3 separate regions of the Homo sapiens genome follow, and regions 2 and 3 are each linked to region 1. The links are chromatin loops, found by intact Hi-C in ENCODE. Cell type or tissue: CD4-positive, alpha-beta T cell. All regions are shown on one strand.

The links. Peaks named below come from ENCODE experiments on the same cell type or tissue, not always from the same donor. Only the 100,000 strongest peaks of a DNase experiment are listed, where the experiment ranks them.
Region 2: a loop joins it to region 1, with 26 times the contacts of the local background. A loop is called at or near these places in 17 of 110 quality-filtered maps.
Region 3: a loop joins it to region 1, with 12 times the contacts of the local background. A loop is called at or near these places in 33 of 110 quality-filtered maps.

What each region holds. Positions count from the first base shown.
Region 1 is chr21:23,850,856-23,858,855 of GRCh38, forward strand. It overlaps LOC105372750 (a long non-coding RNA gene), which reads left to right. Exons shown (of 4, transcript XR_937613.2): 2 at 4,580-4,712. Among named protein-coding and RNA genes, the nearest start is that of LINC01689, 470 kb to the right of the region's middle. In CD4-positive, alpha-beta T cell, no CTCF peak of the experiment used is centred here; a DNase peak (open chromatin) is centred at 3,136.
Region 2 is chr21:25,382,430-25,390,429 of GRCh38, forward strand. It overlaps LINC00158 (long intergenic non-protein coding RNA 158), which reads right to left. Exons shown (of 5, transcript NR_024027.2): 5 at 3,391-3,909. Among named protein-coding and RNA genes, the nearest start is that of LINC00158, 45 kb to the right of the region's middle. In CD4-positive, alpha-beta T cell, a CTCF peak has its summit at 3,645 (motif pointing left); a DNase peak (open chromatin) is centred at 3,642.
Region 3 is chr21:24,510,297-24,518,296 of GRCh38, forward strand. The region is part of intron 1 of LINC01684 (long intergenic non-protein coding RNA 1684); the gene reads left to right. Among named protein-coding and RNA genes, the nearest start is that of LINC01684, 86 kb to the left of the region's middle. In CD4-positive, alpha-beta T cell, CTCF peaks have their summits at 3,999 (motif pointing left) and 4,205; no DNase peak of the experiment used is centred here.

The sequences.
Region 1 (8,000 bases):
TTATTATGTTATTATTGTTGTCATTTTATCATTATTATTAATATATTATCAAAAGTTGTTGAAAATAGTCATAGAATTCTAGATCTTTTGACAAAGTGTAATTATAAAACATTAGTATTGGCCAGGCGCGGTGGCTCATGCCTATAATCCCAGCATCTTGAGAGGTCGAGGTGGGCGAATTGCTTGAGGTCAGGAATTCAAGACCAGCCTGGCCAACATGATGAAACCCCGTCTCTACTGAAAATACCAAAATTAGCTGGGTGGGGTGGTGGGCACTTGTATTCTTAGCTACTTGGGACACTGAGGCAGAAGAGTCACTTGAACCCGGGAGGTGGAGGTTGCAGCGAGCCAAAATCGTTCCACTGCACTCCTGCCTCAGCAAGAGAGTAAGACTCCATCTCAATAAAATAAAATAAAATAAAATAAAACAGTAGTATTATATTAAAGTACATACCAAAAGAGTCTAATTTAATGATAACACAACAGGAACAGAGAAGAGCATATAAATCTCACCTATTATCTATTTAACCAATACTAAAAACAACAGTGAAAATTAAAATATTGGAAGTTCCTAAAATTTTGAAATACTCTGAACAACTTAGAGGAAATTTTAGTTTTCATAAAATAATTAAGAAGTAATACTTATATTAATTTTAATATTTATATTCTTCACCTAATTAAAGCTGAATTATGAAATACAACTGTCACTCAAACATTTTAGGTTTATATTTACTGTATTCATATACGTTTTTGTTTCAGAAATGTTTATTGGAAGTAGTATAAATTTCTATGAGGAAAGACTTGAAAAGTTTTATCTGTGACCCCAAGAAGATCACAGTCAATGTGAAGTAGGCTAAAAATGGTCCAAGAGCCCATTTTAGAAAAATAACAGTCTTTGTTCAAAAAATACCTTGAAATCATTAGATATATTACAAGAAGCCTTAAGTATAGAGTCTGGAAAAGACATTGAAACAAAGACACAGCTAGACTCTTCTGCACAAGTCTTCTGCGTATCAGTCAAATATAAAATGAAGAAAAATAAAGATTGAAAAGCTAAAAAAAAATTGTATGCAATTATATTCCAGATATATTAGGTCTTAATTAATGTATTGATGATTTCAATAATAAAATGCCCATTGTTGTCTAAGCAAAAAACAAAACAAAAAAAACAGCTGTGAAAGAGGCAACAGGAAATTTGTAAAAAGAGTAGATCCCAGGGAATGGAGCAGGAAACTGAAGCTTTTAAATAAGGGAGCCAGTAAGATATTTCTGATAATTGGTTAGGCAAAGTGCTTTTAAGAACTGTGTTAACTAACATTCAACTTGAAGTTTTTTATGATGACATGATGTAAACCTTATTCATTATCCTATTCCATCAATGGACTTAACACATAATTTTGGAGGAATGTGAAAGAATTTTCATAGTGTCTAGAATGTAGTGATTAGCAAACAGTGTATATGGAACATTGTGATAACCCACACACTTAAAACAGTTCTTTGAAAATAGTCTTAGCTGAGATAACTGGGAGAAGCATAATATCTCATTTTTTTCCAAGAATTATTTGCAATAATGAAACAGATACTGGGTCCCTTAGAATACAACATTTGGCATTTTGGTCAATTGCATTTGAAATACACTGTGAAAATTGTTCGGTATTACATGGTAATTCCTGCTACATTGGAATCAGGACCAAGATTATTGGACCATGATAAATGACCTTATGTCTGCTTGGAGAAGTCAAGTTTTTATAGGTAATGCTTCAGCTGAAATTGAAAAGTATGTATGACTCTGTCAGGTAGACAAGGAAAAGGCAAAACGTTTCAGAAAGATAAAATGACCTGACAAAGTGTAGAGGCATGAAAGGAATAGGTATATGGAAGCAGGTAGTTTTTGGCATGGCTTGAGTATAAGAGACAGATGGAGAAGAATGAGAAGTTGGAGCTTGGGATGATAGGAACTCTCAATGTCAAGTTAAGCATGATACAAATAAAACTTTATTTTATAGGCAATAGAGAACTGGAGATCCTTAAACACTTTTAAAGAAAGAAGGCATGTGCCCTATCTTAACTGTTGGAAAAGTAAGTCATGCATGTATATAGTATAGTTGGGAGGAAGGTAATGCCAGCAAAAAATAAGAGTAGACTATGAGAGAATTCCATTTAATTGATGATAGGTGTCTAAAGTAGAACAGAATAGAGCCACAGAAGTAGAAGGAATTGGTGGATGTTGAAACATTGCTAATGAGACTAGAAAAAGACTGTCCACAGAGATCTGAGACAATCTGGAAGATGTTGATGGCTTTCACCAATTTCCAAAATAAATACGTAAGACAGTATAAGCTTTGATGAGGTAGGATGAAAAGACTGAATTCAGCTTGAGGACTCTGTGGAATATGTACATTGTCAGTAATCAGGTGATCCAGAACTGTCTAGGAAGGCTGATGTTTTCTATCCAGGAAAAAAGATAAGTGACTAGTTGTCAGCAGGTAGTTGAAGGTTACAGTCTAAATGAGATGACTCAAGTAGATTTGTAAAGTGAAAAGAAAACTGGGAAGAAGATCAAGCTCTGCTGCACACCAAATGCACCAAAATAAGTATTCTTTCCTGGGCTGGAGATTTGGGAAGGTCTAAAACATAAGGGAAGAAGCAGGAGTAGAGAAAAAACAAAAAAAGCGTGTCAATAATCAAAAACTTGATCAATATATCAGAAGTTGCAGAGAAGTCAGGTAAGATAAGGCCTGAAGTGCACCCTTTGGATTAGTGCATGTAAAGACACTGGTGACTTTATAAAAAAATAATTTCAGCGAAATAGTAAGAGCTGGTTCTGGGATGAAGTATGTTGAGCCATCAAGGTACAGGGAGAAGGTAATGGCAGTGGCTGGTTAATTTCCTAAAGAGCATGTCTATGAGTAGAAAAGATAATTTCACTTCAAATAATATCATAAATGAAGAAATTTTTTTTCTGATATTGCTATCTGAGAGCAATTTGAAGTCAGCAGGCAGAGAGAGAGAAAATGAGAGAGGGAGAGAGAGAGAGAGAGAGGAGAGAAGAGAAGCTGAAGGTATCGGAAAGAAAGGAGATACTTAATGCAGTGTGGTGTGGAGAAGATAACAGTAGATGAGGCCATCCTGAAGGTGGCAGTAAAGATCACAAAGTACCCACATTAAGTTTTAAGACAAACTTGTAAAACCAGAAGGAAGAAAGTCAGAACATTTAGATGTATGTATAATTTGATGTTTAAGAGTTTAGGGTCTTTCCACATTCAAGTCTTGATTTTTACTGTGAAATAGAATAAAAGCAATCTCTTGAAGATGAGGAGGCCAAAAATTATCTACTTGAGAAGAGTGATAAAATTTTGAAATAGCCAGGCAGATGGGAAATACATCTGACAAGGGTGGTATTATAGGATTTGTAGAACAAAACTAAAATTAAATATCATAAAATTGAAGTGGCAGAAACCCACAAAATTATACATTTTTTTCCAACAGCTTTCAGAAGATGGGCATAGGACTGATAAATGCAGCTGGCAAAAGTCTACCACATTTGGGCTTTGTATAGCAAGGACATCAGAAGAACAGCATCGTCAGAAGGGAGGGTACAGTGATTATGGTGGAACTGCATTATAAACTCCAGGCTTTTTGGAAAAACCAAGTTCTTAGACAAAAGAAAAGCTAATAGACATTAAAAGAGATAGAAGTCAAGAGAGTATTGATTAGAGTAAGGGCTGACGTGTAAGCATGGTTGGCAGACCCACCCCTAATATTTAAGGTGCCCGGGGCCAGAATGTTATTAGAGCTCCTTCTATTACTTACCTAAATATTTGAAAGTAGTAAATCAAGACAAATTATTAATGCAATGTGATTGATGCTACTTTGACAATTTATCCTTATAAAAGCATGAAAGAGGGAAGTTCCACTTCAATATGTGGTGGTTCAGGAAGAGCCATTCCTTAGACCCTGATGTCCATTCCTCTCATCCCAGCCTCAGCTCCATCCCATGCTGAGGGAGATCTGACCACACGTGTGTCACGCAGGTTCTTGTGCCCAACATCCTTTACAACCTTCTCAAATGGCTTGTGTCTAAGGACGTGGATACCACAAATGGGTCCTCTGAGGAGAAAAGAGCTTCATAAAAAATCTGTGCAGGCTACAGAGGCAGGAACAAGGCCAGTTAAGCCAGGAATTCCAGCATCCTGTTATTCAGCGTATAATCTGAGAAGGAGGTGCAAGGTCTCCAAGTGAGCACTTATACTTGGCCCCACAAACTCTTCACCCCTCAGAAGGGGTGTAGTATAAAAAGGGAAGACTAAGGCCTTGCAAAGAAGACCCTCTTTTGGGGTCCAAGGGGTAACATTGGTAGGATAAGGATTAAGATTATTAATGATTCCAATGTGGAATACCAGGGTTGAACATTCAATAGGTAGGACATTCATGATAACAGAAAGAGATGTAAGACATGTGTGCTTAAGAGATTGAATCATTAAACTCTATATATTTTATTGAATCATTGAAATATACATATATTTGAATCATTGGAAAAAGGTATATATATATGTATATATATGTATATTTATATCAGGTTACGGCACTAAAGAACCTTCATGAAGCTAGGTCTCCAGATTAATCTACTGTCAGATACTCGAGTCTTCAAGGTGAGAACAAGAGTTTGAGTGGAGAGGACCTGGTGAAATGGGAGCAAAAGACTTTGACAGGTGAGGAGAAATGTCGAGGTTCAGTAAAGGGTGATAATGGGCAGGAAGGGATGACACAACCAAAGTACAGAAGAAGTTTGGGTTAAAGCTGACATAGAATCTTTGCAAGAGACTAGGAAAAGGAAGCTGTCACTGCTTTAGAGTCCTGTCATCATCAGGGCATGGGCAAATAAGCATTCATTATTCTAGGGAGAAGAGATGGGTTTCAGTGAGGGAAAAAACCCAGAAGCAAAGAGGATGAGCTCGAGGAGCAGAGAATTGCTAACACACTTTGGTAGAAGCCATGACTACTTCCACATGTATACATATGTAACTAACCTGCACATTGTGCACATATACCCTAAAACTTAAAGTATAATAATAATAAAATAAAAAAAAGACTTGGAAATGAAAAGAATAAGATAAAAAAAAGGAAGCCATGACTACTCTGTCACTTTCATTACCAGTCCCTGCACAGCACTGGAGCAATATGTATACATAACAAACATTGGTTAAGTTTATGAATTATTTGATATTATTTCTATCAGCCAGATCTTCTCAAGGTTGAACAAAATAGCCTTAAAAAATCATAGTTTTTCCAGTCATAGCCGGCTCTAGAAAATTAGTTCATAGGAAGATTGCAGAGCTCTGGAAAAGAGAAGGTGAGTAGTAGAGGTCTTTTTAGTTCTCTTTCAGAATTTTATGTCTATCATAATAATTTGGGTAATGTAAATTTCAATCACCCAGTATTTAAGAAAACGGAAGAAGATAAAATGTGCTATATCCTTTATATATTTTGCAAATAATTATTGTGGAGCTGGTTTTAACTATTGATTTTGTGATTAATAATAATAATAACTGCATTTAGGTTATGAAATAACACAGAGCCCTACTAGGATTTTCATAGTTGAATTTTTTTAATCCAGAAGAATATGACAACAAAATAATTACTGAAGTAACTAAAAAAAATTATTATTGACTTATATTCTCCCTAGCCAAATATCTATAACAATGTTTTTCTAAATGTAAATACTAATATAATAATGAAGTCATAAAATAAATCTTGTGGGTCATAAGCTGATTTTTAAACTTATAACAATGTATCACAGACTTTAAAATGATGTTTAAAGAGAAATTCTAGCATTCATCTACTTATTTATCCACCTGCATGTATTGAGTGCCTGCTCTAAATGCCAAGTGCTCTGCTGTAATTGGAAGTAGAATGCTGAACCTGGTAAGTAAGGATACTCCTTTTACAGAGCTGAAACCTGCAGCATGCAATACTGAGAGGTGAAGGCAGCTGGACTTCCTGGGTGAGTGGGGACTTGGAGAACTTTTCTGTCTAGCTAAAGGTTTGTAAACGCACCAATCAGCAATCTGTAAAAATGCATCCATCTGCGCTCTGTGTCTAGCTAAAGGTTTGTAAACGCTCCAATCAGCACTCTGTAAAAACTGACCAATCAGCGATCTGTAAAACGGACCAGTCAGTGCTCTGTAAAATGGACCAATCAGCAGGACGTGGGCAGGGCCAAATAAGGGAATAAACGCTGGCCACCCGAGCCCACGGAGGCAACCCACTTGGGTGCTACTCCACGCTGTGGAAGTTTTGTTCTTTCCCTCTTCGCAATAAGTCTTGCTGCTGCTCAGTATTTGGGTCTGCGCTACCTTTATGAGCTGTAGCACTCCCCACGAAGGTCTGCAGCTTCACTCCTGAAGCCAGCAACACCACGAACCTACCGGGAGGAACAAACAACTCCAGAGGCACCACCATTAAGAGCTGTTAACACTCACTGCGAAGGTCTCCGGCTTCACTCCTGAAGTCAGTGAGACCTCGAACCCACCCGAAGGAAGAAACTCCAGACAGATCTGAACATCTGAAGGAATAAACTCCGGACACACCATCTTTAAGAACTGTAACACTCACCGCGAGGGGCCGCAGCTGCGTTCTTGAAGTCAGCGAGACCAAGAGCCCACTGGAAGGAACCAATTCCGGACACAGTATGATAACCCCTAGCCACGTGTGGCTACTGAGCTCTTGAAATATGGCTACTCCAAATTGAGACTTGCTGAAAGCATAAGATAGTCAATTTTTCAATGATAGTATGAAAAAAGACAAAGTATTGAATTGATAATTTTATATTGATTACATGTTGGAATAATTATATTTTGGATATATTGGGCTAAATGACACATTAACTCATTTCATCTGTTTCAATTTAAAAAATACTGCTGCTAGAAAATTTTTAAGGAAATGTGTGGCTTCATTTGTGGCTTGCATTATGTTTCTATTGAACGGATAGCACAGGCTTTGGGTCTAAGGGTAAAACAGATAGTTAAGCAAACAATTGCGATATGGTGTACTAAGTACTATGGAAGGGAAATATAAGCTGTCAATGGGAGAAAAACATTACCTAATTTAAAATAGTAAAGAAAAGCTTTTCAAGAGGTGGAATGTTTAAATATATACTTAAATAATGGGTAAGAATGGGCCAGAAAAAAAAGCTAGGGTAGTATATACTCAAAAGTAGAAAAACAAGAATCAAGAAGCAAAACATCTGCATTTGATAAACTAAAAGAAATATAATGGCTCACACCTGTAATCTCAACATTTTGGGAGGCCAGGGCGGGTGGATCACGAGGTCAGGAATTCGAGGCCAGCCTGGCCAACATGGTGAATCCCCGTCTCTACTAAAAAAAATACAAAAACTAGCCAGGCATGGTGGCGGGCACCTGCAATCCCAGCTACTTGGGAGGCTGAGGCAGGAGAATCGCTTGAAACAGAAAGGCAGAGGTTGCAGTGAGTCAAGATCACGCCACTGCACTGCAGCCTGGGCAACAAGAGCGAAACTCCATCTCAGAAAAGAAAAAAAAAAAAATTATACACACACACACACACACACACACACACACATATATATATATATATATATATATATATATATATATATATATATATATAATGTAGAGAATAATGAATGAGAGTGGTAGGGACCAGTGAGGCAAGAAAGGGTTGGAGCATCAACGATTTTTAGAAGCACTGTAAGAAGACTGGTTTTTATAGTAAGATCAATGAAAAGTCACTGAAGGATTCTAATCAGGTTAAGATATTACCAGATTTCCTTCTTTGAAAGATCATTCTGGCAGTAAAACAGAAAATGGATTAGAGGAAAACAACACTGATCTTTTCGAAGGTACTGAGCATGAGGATGAAAAACATGCCTTTTGTCTTTGTTATTGGTTGAAGGTGGAGGGCAAGGGAGGCAGAGGGAGCAGGAGCAAACCTTTAGAGAAAGCGTTTTTTGTGGTTTC
Region 2 (8,000 bases), 1.5 Mb after region 1:
TCCCTTCAATATAAGACAAAAAGCAGCAGTCTGGCATGGCTTCTCTTAAGTCCCAAGTGTTACAGAGGCCTCTTCAATCTCCAACCAACCCCGGTGTCTACAGGGGCATAGTATAAAGGATTGATGGGCCAGTCCCTGATGCTGTCATCAACCTGAGGCCATAACTAATATCCACCATCAATCTTCTTCATCATCTATTTTCAGTTTGCCTTGACCAGTATTTTGGCAGCTCGAGGCTTTTCTGGTTGGATAACCCAGACCTTCATCCTTGAGAAACCTTAGTTTTTATTTGTCTCATCTTGGTTGGGCCAAGGTTGCTCAATTTCTCATTTATAGTTGTCAATGAACATGGAGGCATCCAAAGATAACCCAGTGAATTTCCAAATTCCAGAGCTACTCCTACCAGATACCATGATGCAACATCAGTCCTCATGCAATAATCAGACTCAATTATCCTACCAATATAGAACACCCCCTTTTTGCCTACTGATCCTCTGATTTGGGGATTCAAGAGTGACCAGGGGTAGAGTAGCTTCATTCACTGGAACTCTTACTGTGTCCTCCCATAGGTGTGTTATACCCATGAGAAACCAGACATTTTATTCTGGAAGATCCTAAGGCTGTGAAGATGAATATTCTCCCAAAGTGTATCACTGGAAGTGATAGTGAAAAAGGCCAATCCCACTTCCATCCCTTGGTTCCCAGACCCCAGTTTTCTAGCCATGAGCAAAACAAAAGCAGCATATATTGGCCATTTTTCTCTGAAATCAGAACCTAAGACAAAAGCTCATATTCCATGCCCAAAATGTTTTCATCAACACAAACTGAAACTGTACCCGTTAAACCATAACTCTCATTACCCCTCTCCGAAGCCCTTCGTAGACTATTCTACTTCCTAGCTCTGTGAATTTGACTTCTAGGTGCTTCATAGAAGTATAATCACACATTTTTTTCTGACTTCTATTCAACATAATATTAGAAGTTCTAAAAAAGGAAATAAAATTGGAAATGAAGAATTAAATTTATCTCTGTTCACAGATGATAGGATTATATATTTAGAAAACCCTGAAAAATCCACACAAAAAACTGTTGAGTAGTGATAATTACATAATAATGTGAGTGTACTTAATGCCACTGAATTGTACACTTAAAAATGGTTAGAATAGTAGATTTTACATGATGTCTATTTTACCACTACTTAAAAAGAAAACCAAACTGGTTTTGGTTTTTCTTAAGAATTGAGAAAAATGCCAGCCCAGTAGTCATTAGCCAGCGTCAGAGGTTGTATGTAAAGAGCACACGTGGCCTAGCAGCTCTGTTTGAGGATGTAACACCTGATAAACTAATGGCTACGTGAGTGCAGGCAAGGGACGGAACGTTTTAACTCCAAGAGTCAGGAAATCCATCATGAAGGTATCATATGCTTGAGACCTTGAGGACAGAAGGGATTTCCACAGTGGAAGGAGATTACTCCAGGCTTTCCAACTGCAGATGCAAAGACATTGTCTCTTCCACCTTGAGAATACTGAAATCTTCTTTATTTGATTATCTTTTGGACCTACTCTGAATAGCTGCTAAGGTAATTTTCATTCTTTTTTTTTTTTTTTTTTTTTTTTGAGACAGAGTCTCGCTCTGTCGCCCAGGCTGGAGTGCAGTCACTGCAACATAAGCCTCCCGGATTCACACCATTCTCCTGCCTCAGTCTCCTGAGTAGCTGGGACTACAGGCACCCGCCACCATGCCCGGCTGATTCTTTGTATTTTTTAGTAGAGACGGGGTTTCACCGTGTTAGCCAGGATGGTCTCGATCTTCTGACCTCGTGATCCCCCCGCCTTGGCCTCCCAAAGGGCTGGGATTACAGGCGTGAGCCATCGCGCCCGGCTGGTAATTTTCATTCTTATAATTGCTGACTAGTTGAGAAGAAGAGGTCCCAAACTACAGAGAAGAAAGGAAGAAAGATGTGTCCAGTGAAATCCAGGGTCCCCCCGCTCCCATTCAAGGCCATCTGAAAGTATCTCCCCCTGCTTTTCAAGTTCATCGAATATGTTTAAGAAACCTGGAATTTCCAAGTCCATCAGCCTATTGAAACAAAACAGCTATAACTATAAAATTTAGATCCTTTTAAGATTTTCAATCCTTAGAATTAAAGATATTTATTACAAAATATAGTTGTATTAAATCATATATGTCAAAATATTACAAACGTGTATTTCATATTAGATAACTATCAACAACACAAAATTTCCTATCATTTTTCCTAGTGCTCCATTTTTTCAGACCTTTTCTTAATCTATTTTCTTGTCTGAGACCAAATACAAATGAATCAAAAGCCATTTCAGTGTTACATATTGGGTTTCCACGCATCCCTGTAGCATCTTTATCAGTAGCCTTGCGCAGAGTACACACTTTTGTACCTCCTTCTTATTAGCAACTTCATTTTTTCATAGTACAGAAAAGAATTCATATAACCCCATCAGGTTCCTTACATGGACCCAAGTTAAAACGCATCATCTCAATGTCAGTCTCTTGGCTGTCTGCAGGGTAATATGGTGAATTGCTGCCTGTGCTGTAATTTTGTCAGCTCTTTAGTAAATTACAGTCAAGGATAAAGAGGACAGAGCTGCCTACTGACAAACAACATTCTTTATTCTCCTTTTTCTACAATGTACTGAATAATACCTTAGAGCGTAAGTCATCATATACCCTATATAACAAATGTATAATTACAACACATGAAGCCCAAAAAATGAGCTTCAAAGAATATCACGTTTTTTTTTAAACAGGAAGTGGAAAGATGTTTCAGAAGAGTGAGCACAGGTTTTAGACTCTGAAATCTTTTAGCAGCATGATGCTTTTGAACATCTGATCTAGGTTTTGATTCTGCTAGCTACATGTATATTTTAGCCTTTGGTCTTGCATTAAAACACCAGTTGCAAATAATGTTAGAAAAATGGGGAATAGAGGAAGGAATATTTTTATTTACTTTATTTTTAAAATTCTGCATATATAAAGAACGTTGCTTGTGGCATCCCTGACTCTTTGCAACAACCTTATAAAGTCGTCATTATTAGCCTCATGTTACAGCAGAAGCTGTGAGTTGCTGCCAAAGTTGCTTACTATCAACCTCTGAAGAGATGAAACAGAGAGTCATACAAGATCTGTTTAAATCCAACAGCCTTTGACACTTTAAACTTCAGAACACATTGGATTTACACGTGTAAAATTGCCTTAGAGTTTGTAATTTCATGAAAGCAAAAATTCAACTTTTCCTTAAGAACAAATTTAGCATGTATGCCTTGAAACTGGCTTATTAAATAATATGAAAATGTTCATTGTGGCTATTTGGCCTCCTAATGCTTAGTTTTATTTAGCAAACATCAAAACAAAATATGTATTAATCCAAAGCAAATATATTTTATTTAATTGGATTATTAATAGTTCACTAACATCATACTGTAGGTATTTTTCTTTTCTATAAATGTTTTATATTCCAGTCTATTCAAAACCTTACGAACCAAATCCTTTAAAGGACGTAAGTCACACATATTTTCAAACCAACAAAATAGTAAAATTCAGGGAACATTAGATGGAATAGGGAAGATGAAATAAAGAAGCAACTAAGAGATTTACAAGAATGGAGTTCTTCTGCCACCTTGTGGTTGTTCTGTGTTATAACCTAGAGCTACATTAAAATATTCAGGGAATTCTTCAGCCAGAGTCTCTTTAGCCAGGTGTGGCGCGTGGCTGAGCTCTGGTCAATGGAATGTGGCCTTGGTCTTTATTGACTGTGGTTATCGTGTTTCCATTTTTTTCTTCCTGAATATCATAGCTAATTTTGGTATTGGCGACGACCGCTTTCTTAAACTTTCTCTTCTGCTGGGTTTAGATTTTTCTCTCCTTGTTTTTCTCCTATGAAACAAATAAGCATTACTAGATTTCATCAAAGATCATCACTTCATCACATCAAAGATTTCACTTCACTCTAGCCAAACTGGCCTCCCTGATTCTCCTGCAACACCTCACACATGGTCCCCTTAGGGTCTTCTACAACTTAACATCCCTGGCTGCAACACTTTCCTCTGATACCATATGGGACCTACTCCACCTCTTTCAAGTCTTTGTTCAAATGTTTGTTTTTCAATGACCACCATATTTAGAAATGCAACTTCTGCTAACAAACTCCTTATTATTTTTATCTTACTTTATTTTTTACTGCAGTTATTCTAACATACTACATAATTTTAATACTTATTGTGTTTATTGTCTTTTTTACCATAGAATATAAAATCCATGAGGGCAAGGGAGTTTGTTTACTTCACTGCTGTGTGCTCTGAAACAAACAAACAAAAAAAACTGCCTGGCACATTGTAGGCGCTCAAAAAATATTTGTCCAATTACCGAATGAAAGAATTATAACTCCTTCTGTTGGCTAAAGCAACCTACGGGACAGTGTTTAGCCTCACAAGTATTCAGACACACAAATTAACACAAAGTATCATTTTTTTCTACAATATTAATTAGTCAATTTATGTGACCTTTAAATATAATTTCTAAAGCAAGCGAGAATTCAGTGGATTACATACCCACATGTTTTTGTTAAATTATTTGTAGTTATTTTTAAGTCAGTTTGCATAGTCATTAAAATTTTATAACCTTTGACCCAGTAATCCCAATTTAGGACATGTATTGCAATGAAAAAAATCCAAAACAAAGAAACATGTAGGTTCCATGTGGCCATTTACTGCAGTATTGTTAATAATGATAATAAGCTGAAAGAAACTACATGTTTAATAATAAAAATAATAAATTAAATTAGGTTAACTCTATGCAGTGAACTATTTTGCAACCATTATAATCATAAGGACTGTCCTAGAACCTGAAAAATCATTTATGGAACATGCTATATTACAGTGAAATTTTAAACTATGTAATTACACAGTTTTTACATGTATATAGGAAAAGATTACAAGGAATGTGCAAAACTTAGAATTCTTACACATGGGCAATAAATTAAATCTTACTGTTGCCTTCATTTCCCAAATGTTCCAATTTATCACCAGAGTTTTTGCAACTCTTTAGTATTTGAAAGGAAAAATAATTGTCTTATTCTCAAGTGCTTAACCTTCACCTGAAGTGAATTTGTTCTAAGTTCCAAAAAGCGATTATTACTTGCTTTCATTGTATTCATCAAGAACAATTTACATCTCTGTGGAAATAGCTTTAGTTAGAGTCATTAGTTAGATTTAGTTAAAGTCTTTAGTTAGATTTACTTACATGAAATGAGACATTTATCCAATAAATTCAGGCTGAATTTAACATTAATTCAAGAATTAAAGTGCTCTTCGTTTTTAAATGTGTCTGTTCCACCTAACTACCTGCATGGGTTTAGCTTATAATTGGTTCTATGGATATGACTAGGTCCATCATCCTGTCACATTTGAATAAATAGGACTGTCTATAACCGTCTCTGTTTTACACACATCTGTGCCCATCAGTTCATAGCACATTCCCCAAAAATTAATGGGAAACAGCCAGGAGAACAGGGGGTTAGACAAAGGAACTCAAGGCTTGAAGTGACCTCCTCAAAAACTGGCTTCCCCCGCCCTTGATAGCTGAACTGACCTTCAGCCCTAACCAGATCTTGTTTCCTATCATCTTGCTTCATCTCTCCTTCCCTACCAGCTCTCACTCAGGCCAGCCTTTAGCTTATGTCTGATGTGGCCTGACTTACTGTTGAGACAGGTTTTTTTCCCAGGTGCCTTGCTTAGCAAAGATTTTGGTTGTGTGGATTTTGCTGTGTTTGGATTTTGGCTATGCCCTAGTCCTACTGTTGTAGGATTTTCTCCTTAGTTCACCTAAAAGCCAGGTCCTTGTCACACAGCCATGAAATATTAGGCTCACAGACACTTTAAAGGGTGAGAAAAATGGAATTTATGGGGCAAAAAGGAAAAAATGGGAAACGGACTCAGCAGAGAGAGAGTCCTGCTATACATGCTTCCCTCCTCACAGATTGAATCCCGGTTTCCACCCGGGAAGAGGAGGGGTCAGCCTCCTCCCCACTGCAAACGGTGCAAACTTCTGTGGCTCCACCCCAGTGCTCACTCTTCCCAGTGTGCAGGCTGCCTGAAGCTTCTCTGTGGACCCCTTTCCACTTGGCTGTCTCACTACCCTTACTGATCACTATGAGAGGTAGCGCCCTCCCTTGCATTGTCTCCCGTGTGCGTAACTCTCTGCCACCTGCCACTCCCAAACTGACAGTGTAGGGATTAACTTTTTGGGTCATACTATTAACTCCTCAGTGTGAAATGAAGTCAGACCAACCATTCATTGATTCTCTTCCTTGTAAAGCTAAAGATTCACACGATAAAAACAAACAAAAACAAAAGACAAAGAACCTAAACTCTCTGTATGGGCCCTCTAAAGACCCTCCCTAGTGGGAACATTTCACTCCTCACCCCACTGTCAGGTTTGCCGCATGGCTTACTTTGGATTAAAAAAGGTGAGCAAACTTTATATTCTACATCCAACAGAAGCTTTCGGAGCCATCACATCACCCTTCCATTGCTTTGTATTCCCTCTGCCAAAGACTAACAATATCCTAAATAAGGGCTGCTTCTTCCACTGAAGTCCAGAAATGAATCAGAGCAACTGTCCTGCAATGAAATTTAAAAAGAAAACAAAAAACAAAAAAAAACAGAAAACCAAAACCAAAACCAAACCAAACAAACAAAAAAACTGTGTTATTATAGATTACTAAAATTTTTGGAGTCATATGTTACCACACATAACTCAGCCAACACTGCCTAATAAATCATATTTCTCCCTAACAACACTTAAGGAGACAGCATGTTATAGTGGGCTCACTGGCTACCTGTGTAACCTTGGACAAGTTACCTAATCTCACTGCACCATCTGTAGCATTGAGATAATACCTACTTCGTCAGGCTGTTGTAATACATAAATGAGTATATAATAAATGCTTAATAAATGTTAGCTGCTGCATATTACAGTTATTCTTCAACAGCATTGATTTTATCCTAATCCTGTGTATTCAGTATCCAGCAGAGTGTCCAAATCCTATAGTACTCCATCTAGGTAAATTTTCCAAATGTCTTTAATTGACTATTTCCTTTTGGTTAGTCTCCTCATATGGCCCCTTTCATCGGCTTCCTTTTGCCATCAGTTTTTTCTCTTTTCCCTTTAAACTAGCAAAGACTTTATAACATATATTTAAACAGGATCCAAATACCTTTGATATGGTTTGGCTGTGTCCCCATCCAAATCTTATCTTGAATTGTAACTTCCATAATCCCCACATGCCAAGGGAGGGACCCAGTGGGAGGTAATTTAATCATGGTCGTGGATTTTTCCCGTGCTGTTCTCCTGATAGTGAATACATCTCACGAGATCCGATGGTTTTATAAAAGGCAGTTCCCCTGCACACGCTCTGTTGCCTGCCACCATGTAAGATGTGCCTTTGCTCCTCCTTCGCTTTCCGCCATGATCGTGAGGCATTACAGTTCCACAGCCATGTGGAATTGTGAGTCCATTAAACCTCTTTTTTTAAGAAAATTACCCAGTCTCAGGTATTTCTTCATAGCAGTATGAAAATGGACTAACACAACCTTCAGAATATTCAGCTCATCTTCACTTAATTCTCTGAATTTTGTACTTTCATATATTTCAACCTGTTCTTTGCCTTAAACCAAACTCCAAATAAATAATTTTATGTACCAAAATTTCTGCTCAAAGAACATTCTAGGACATAGTATGCTCAATTTGTAAATACTTAGAAATACCTTAAAAGGTCACAAGTTATGGTGGCAGAGTCTCAAGGAAAACCCTTTTTAGAAACCATTCTTTTCTACTTTCATGTTCTTAAGGGTGGGGAATAATCTTCTTTTCTGTTTTCTCTACATGAGACAATTATACAAAAAGACAACCTTTGTTTCTTAGAAATCCTATAACTTTTGTGTCTTTAGTTTCTTTATAGCCTTCTA
Region 3 (8,000 bases), 660 kb after region 1:
GGCTACAGGTGACATTTATTTCTTCGTGGTGACTGTACCACCAAGTCCTAATTGAAATGTGGCCATCAGACTGCCCTGCCAAGGAGAACCTGGTAAATCATTATCAGAAAATTATTTCTTTTACTTATGAATGTCTTTAGGCACAGTTGTCTTGGGAGAAAATTAACCTACTGTAAATGGTTTTCTAGAAAACCTTAGAATGTTTCTCATTTAATAAAAAACTGAAATTCAAACATGTGTCTTTGTTACATGCATCAACTACGTGCTATGTTTCTAGAAGAAGCAGTATGGTGACACCTCCTGCACTATTATTCTCTACAGTTTAGCATTTGAGCTAATATTGGACAGTTGAACCTACAGGTTAATCATTCATAAATTTAACAGATCCTTTGTAATTTAAAGTGAAAACTTTGAGTATCTCATAAAGCATACATTACTAACATAATAATTAAACACTATTTACCTCTCTTTTAAATATATAACAATAGCTATTAAATTGCCATATGCATCATAGTCACCTGGGAGAAGTATTAAAATATGGATTGCTGAGCTCCATTGCCAATGCTTCTGATTAATTCAGTAAAAGGGGGTCCCGATAATGTTTTATTTTTAGAAACTCCCAGGTTATGCTGGTGCTACTGGTTGGGGCACAACAAACACTTTGAGAAGGAACCGCTGCTTCATGGCAAACGATTGTATTGGGAGACATTAGAAATTCTGGTTTCTAGAGACATGTTGTTATAAAAATAATGGAGAATACATTGCATTGTATATAAGAAGTGTATTTTATTATCCAAAGCTCTTTAAAATGTCACTGTTGTCAGGATGTAATAACAACATTGAGCTAATGGCTCATAAATAATTACAAACAACAACTGACAAATTCATTAGCGAAGATCCTGAAATGAAATGGTGTCATCTGAAGAGCATTTATTTTGTAAAAATATTGTTTAGAAATGGATACCTGTTAACTATATGAGATTTGAATAAGACATAGGTGCTTGAGCTATGCAAAGTGTATTTTTATTTAAACAGAAACTCCTGTCTCAAAAATAAAAATTCAATATAATTTGAACCAGAATTTGGTTCAAAATGTGGCAACTATATCATTTAGTCATATTCTAAGTGAATAGACAGTAATTCAATCAAGTATAATTGCTTAGTTGAAATATAAGGATAACAAATGAGTTACAGCTTTTGCTATTTGATATTTTCTATTCACTCAGAGCCTGTGCTCCCTAGAGTAATTTGTCAACTAAAATGTGATTTAAAGAGGTTACAAAATTTTATGAAAAAAATCATCCTATGCCTTTAAAATAGGCAACAACATTTTAATTACTTTAATAAAACAGAAATGGATAATGTGTAGATTATGAGATAATGTAAAGTCTTTAATATCATGACTGACTTCTAAATGTTCAAATTGTGTGTCATAAAAGTGGATGCTTATGGGCTGGGCGCAGTGGCTCATGCCTGCAATCCCAGCACTTTGGGAGGCCAAGACGGGCAGGTCATGGGGTCAGGAGATTGAGACCATCCTGGCCAACATGGTGAAACACTGTCTCTACTAAAAATACAAAAATTAGCCGGGCGTGGTGGTGCACGCCTGTAGTCCCAGCTACTTGGGAGGCTGAGGCAAGAGAATCGCTGGAACCCAGGAGGCAAAGATTGCAGTGAGCCAAGATTGAGCCACTGCACTCCAGCCTGGCGACAGAGTGAGATTATGTCTAAAAAAAAAAAAAAAAAAAAAAAGTGGTTGCTATGAGGATTAAAATGGTACCAAATTAAAAAAACAGAAATTTGAAAACTGAAACTAAAACTGTTGTTGTGAAATGAAGTAGAAATCACCTAACCAATTTACGAAAAGAACATGAATATAAAAAGGGTGGTATGAGATATTCTGTTTTTCAAGTGAGCACTCATAAGTGTAGATTAAATAAGTTATCAAAAAATAATTAACAACGAAAAAAACATGAAACTGGCCTTATACTCAAGAGTTTTCTTTGGTAAACATTAGTTTGTGTACACACTTCATATGTAATTAGAAATAAGAATTGATAAGAAGAGACAACATGCTTGTGGAAGTTGCAAGAATAATTATTTTCCTTTAGCCTTGACATTTCATTTCCTTCCTACTCTGAAAATTGTCAAATGAAGTTCGGCACCTGCTTGCAGCCCCTTCCGTGTCTACTAGGGATGCTGAAGTAAACTTTATTATTTGAGATTCTTGTACTGCAAAATGCATAATAGATTTTCATCATGTCTAGTGTTCTCTACCTAAGAGGAGCTTAGGAAGAGTTTGCTAGTCATAGTACCAAAAGAAAGACAAATGGACTTATATGCATCTGAAAATCGACTTTTAGATTGAGATTCCCTAATTTATTCTATATCGGATTTGCACTTTGCCGTTACTATGTTAACTATCCACTCTAAGTTTTTAATCATTTATTCTATGGATGATATGATATTATATCATATCTCATATGAGATATGATATAATATGATATGAGATATGATATATGATATAATATGATATGATATATGATATGATATATGATATAATATGATATGAGATATAATATGAGATATGATATAATATGAGATATGATATGAGATATGATAGAATATGATATGAGATATGATATAATATGGATGATATGATATAATATGTGCTTTCTCATTCCACGTCCAAACTATATCATTGATTAGAGTATCCTGAAAATCTAATTGATGTTGATTTTCTAAAAATAAATTTCTGAAATACCTGTATTTAGTTAAGTATTTTATTATTGTAGCTAATCTGAAGGCCAATGTTGTTTTCCAGATATGCCAACCCAAAAAAATATTTGGAGGCATGATGTTATACATATGGGTTTAGATACACACATAGGTATAAACACATCAGTATATTTTACAAAAGTCATTTTCTTAATGTTTTAAAAAATTTAGTTTGATTTTTAACCATAAATTTTTCATGTTGATAAATATTCTTATCTAATAGTATTTTCATATTTATTTCCCATTGTATGACGTATCATGAAAAATTGACAAGTTCTTATTACTGAATATTGAGATTGTATCAAATGTTTTACTGTTGTAAATAATACTATACTAGACATCTTTACGGCCGATTTGTTCACTCTTTCTGAATATTTCTTTGGAAATATATATTCAGTACTCATTTATCTTTTCAAAATACAAACATATTGCCTAATTGTTCTCCAGTTTGTTTATCCTGGTTTACATATATATCATTTGTATTTGAGAAGCATAACTTTCTAAAAATTTACCAATATTTCATATTAAGAATGTTTAATTTTTCATAATAAGTAAATCTGTAGAAATAGATCACATTTCCAAAAACATTGCATAAAATGTATGGTGGTAACTATTGAAAATAACAATGTCATAGGTATTCTCAGGACTTCTTTAGAACCAATATAAACACCGATTAAAAGAAAAGAGCAGGGAAGAGAAATAGCTCACTAATATCCCCGTAAAATCTTTTGTTATACTTAACTAAAAAAATAAATTATATTACATTGTGTTTTCTGCTGTTTTGAAAATACTGAAATGTTGATCCTTCTCACCAAGTAGAACATTTATAGAAGAGCAATTATTTTTGTAGGGGTGGTGAGATAGAAAGTCTGTAAATTATAACCTAAGTATCAAAATAATCCAGCTGTACAGAGTGATGTTATTTCAATCTGGGGCAATACATATTGTCTAGACCACTCTCAAGATATTAAGAAACTCAATGACATTCCTATTCTTTTAATAATAACAAACATCAACAATAACCATTGTAAATACATTTAACTCGTACATCTTTACCAGACTCCTGGAAACATGAAATAAAGCCGAAGTCTTACAGAATATCGAGGGTTAAGAAGCAAAATTTCACTGCAAATAATGCGTTTTCTTTGATTCATCACTATTTAAATCTATAAACAGAAATTGTGATCTTCAGATGCTGAATGCCATTTCAATGAAGAATAAAGGAGATACTACCACCTAGTGGTAAAATATGCTGCTGAAAACAAAGTATTTTCATATTCAAATATTTTTAGAAAAGACCAGGCTGATGTGTGATTGTGTTATGGTTAAATGAAGTGTGCAATAATTATCAAAATTATGCATCTGTTAGGTTCTTAACTGCTGTGCACTTTATTCTGTTTACTTTTACAGTTTAAGCACTTTCACACGGAAATAGACATTATTGTGATGTGACTAGGGAAAAATTAATAAACTAGTGTCTTTACAGAATGATTGAATCTAATTTTCCTGGCTAAAGTAGTCGTTAATATTCTCCATTGCTTAAGACAGTTTAAAAGAGAACATTTTACTTAAAACATGCATTTATCTTACATTTATTTTAATAAATGTATATTTAGGTTTGCTCACATAATACTAAATATGGTGAAGTTCTGTAGATTTGGAAAACCGTTAGCTTAAATTAGCAACCATAGATTAGAGACATTAAATACCTTAAAGAAACTTATCTCTTGAAAATAAAATGTCCATAGATAATTAAAATGTAGAATTTTTAAATAAGAATCAATAAGAAAATATTCTTATTTGTAAAATACTATATATTCCTTGAATAGTATATTTTCAAAGAAGTAGCATGAATTCTTGTGATTCTGCACAGGTGTATTGTACAAGAAATAGCATTTTTTTTTGCTAGACATATCCATAATGTGATCCCCATAACAGGCAAGTACAAGTGAAACATTACATAAAAGTAAAATTAAATTTTAAAATACACCTGAATGCTTTTGTTGCTTGCTTGAAGTTTGGATAGATGTTCTATAGGCAGTGTTCACTCTTCTCATGTAGCATATACTTAAGACCAGCCTTCATTTTGCTCTGCGTGTTCTCTACAATTGCATAATACATTGTGCTAGGAAAAATTTAACAAAATGATGTTTCATTATGTCAAAAACTATGGAGAGTATTTTTTTTAATCACAAAATATTTTGCCACAACACCACACCTGGGAACACAGAATGCTTTCTATCTAATGCCTCATGCTATTTAATCAGAAAAAAAGGATGCTCTTATAAGAATATATTCAATGAAATATTAATTAATTTATTCACCGACTACTTATTGAGTTCCTCCCGTGGGCCATACATTATTCCAAAAGTGTCTGCAAGTAACTCCCTGAGACAGACAGGATCTTGTTTGCATTGAAGCTCCTTCTCTTTTTCCTTCTTCCTCTTCTCCTCTTTCATATCCTAAGTGGTAGATAAGCAGATAAATTTGATTGTTTGATTTCCTTGGTTTTCTCTTCTATTTTTTCCTTGTTTTGATTTTATTAAACTGCTGTTTTTATTATTCTATCTACTCAATCTACTTTGAGATTCATTTGATTTTATTTTTCTAGATTCTTAATTTGTAAACTGAGCTCAACAATGTAAGAACTTTCTTCTTTTTCTCCCAAGTGCTTAGTGCTACAATATTTCCTGAGTGCTGTGTCCTCTACTTCCCGCAAATTTTGATATGTTGAATTTTAATTTTCTTTCAATTCAAAATACATTTTAATTTCCCATTTGATTTTTTACTTGAACTCTTGAATTGTTCAGAAGCATTATTTACTATCTAAATATTTGATGATTTTCCAGATATTGTTCTGTTATTGATTTAAATGGAATTTCTTTGTAGTTGGAGAACATACTGTGTATGACTTGAATACTTTTAAATTTACTGAGATTTGTTTTAGGTAATAAAATCTGGTCTACATTTTAAACAGTGCTTTTCTACTGTACCTAAGTGAAGTGTTTCATAAATATCAATTAGGTCAAATTGATAGTATTGTTTAAATTTTCTACATATTTAGTAACCTTTTTCATAATTTTTCTATTGAGAAAGGATGTTTAAAATCTGATTATAATTTTAGATTTTGTATTTCTCTTTACATTTTTATCATTTTCCTTGATTAATTTTAAAACTCTGTTTTAGATTGATAAGTATTAATAAATGTTATGTCATTTTTAATTGACCCTGTTATTTTCAAATGACTCTCTTTTGTCTGGCAATCTTCCTTGTTCTAAAAATGGTTTTCTCTTATATCGATAGTTATCCCAGCTTGCTTTTCCTTAGTGTTATCAGGTGATATATTTTTTATTGTTTTGTTTTAACCAATTTGTTTCATACATTAAAGTGGGAGCAAGCATATGCTAAGTCTTGCTTTTTCATCCAATCTGAAAAGTTATGCCCTTTAATTGAGATGTTCAGACCATTTGCATTATTGTGATTATTGACATGGGTATTAATTTTCTATTACTATTATAACAAATCACCACAAATTTGGCGCCTTAAAGCAACCCAAATTTATTATCTTATATTCAGAAAGTCAGAAGTCATGGGAACAACATGCTGACAGGGCTGCATTCCTTCTGGATGTTCTAGGAAAATGTTTCTTTGGCTTTTCCAACTTCTAGGGACTGCATGTACTTCTTATCTCACGACTCTGTCTTCCATTTTCAAATCCATCACTTAAATATCTTAAGAAAAGCTGGTACCATTTCTACTGAAACTATTTCAAAAAATTGCAAAGGAGGAACTCCTTCCTAACTCATTTTATGAGGCCAGTATCATCATGATACCAAAACCTGGCAGAGATACAACATAAAAAGGAAACTTCAGGATAATATCCCTGATGAACATTGATGCAAAAATCTTCAATAAAATACTAAGAAACAGAATACAGTGGCTCATCAAAAAGCTTATCCACCATGATCAAGTTGGCTTCATCCCAGGGATGCAAGATTGGGTCAACACGCACAAATCAATAAATGTGATTCATCACATAAATGGAACTAAAGATAAAAACCATATAATTATCTCAATAGATGCAGAAAACGACTTCAATAAAATTCAACATCCATTCATGTTAAAGTCTCTCAATAAACTAGGTATTGAAGGAACATAGCTAAAAATAGTAAGAGCCATACATGACAAACCTGTAGCCAATAACATACTGAATGGGCAAAAGCCAGAAGCATTCCCCTTGAACACTGGCATAAGAAAAGAATGCCCTCTCTCACCACTCCTATTCAAGATAGTATTGGAAGTTCTGGCCATGGCAATCAGGCAAAAGAAAAAAATAAAGGAAAAAAGTAGGAAAAGAGGAAGTAAAGTTATCTTTGTTTGCAGATGACATATATAGAAACCCGCATCGCCTCAGCACAAAAGCTTCTTAAGCTAATAAGCAACTTCAGCAAAGTCTCAGGATATAAAATGAATGTGCAAAAATCACTAGCATTCCTATACACCAACAACAGGCAAGCAGAAAACCAAATCATGAATGAACTCCCATTCACAATTGCTAGTAAAAGAATAAGACACCTGGAAATACAGCTAGCAAGGGAAATGAAGGACCTCTTCAAGAATTATAAACCACTTCTCAAAGAAATCAGAGAGGACACAAACAAATAGAAAAATATTCCATGCTCATGGATGAAAAGAATCAGTATTGTTAAAATGGCCCTACTGCCCTAAGCAATTTATAGATTCCATGCAATTCCCATTAAACTAACATTGACATTCGTCACAGAATTAGAAAAAAATATTTTAAAATTCATATAGAACCAAAAAAGAGTCTGAATAGCCAAGACAATCCTAGGCAAAAAGAACAAAGCTGGAGGTTATCACGCTACCCAACCTCAAACTATACTTACTACAAGGCTACAGTAATTAAAAGAGCATGGTACTGGTACAAAAACAGACACATAGACCAAAGCAACAGAATAGAAAACTCAGATATAAGACCACATACCTTCAAACATCTGATTTTTGACAAACCTGACAAAAACAAGCAATGGGGAAAGGATTCCCTATTCAATAAATGGTGTTGGGAGAACTGGCTAGCCACACGCAAAAAAAAAAAAAAAAAAAAAAAAAAATGAAACTAGACTTCTTCCTTACACCTTATACTAAAATTAACTCGAGACTGATTAAATACTTAAATGCAAAACTCCAAACTATAAAAACCC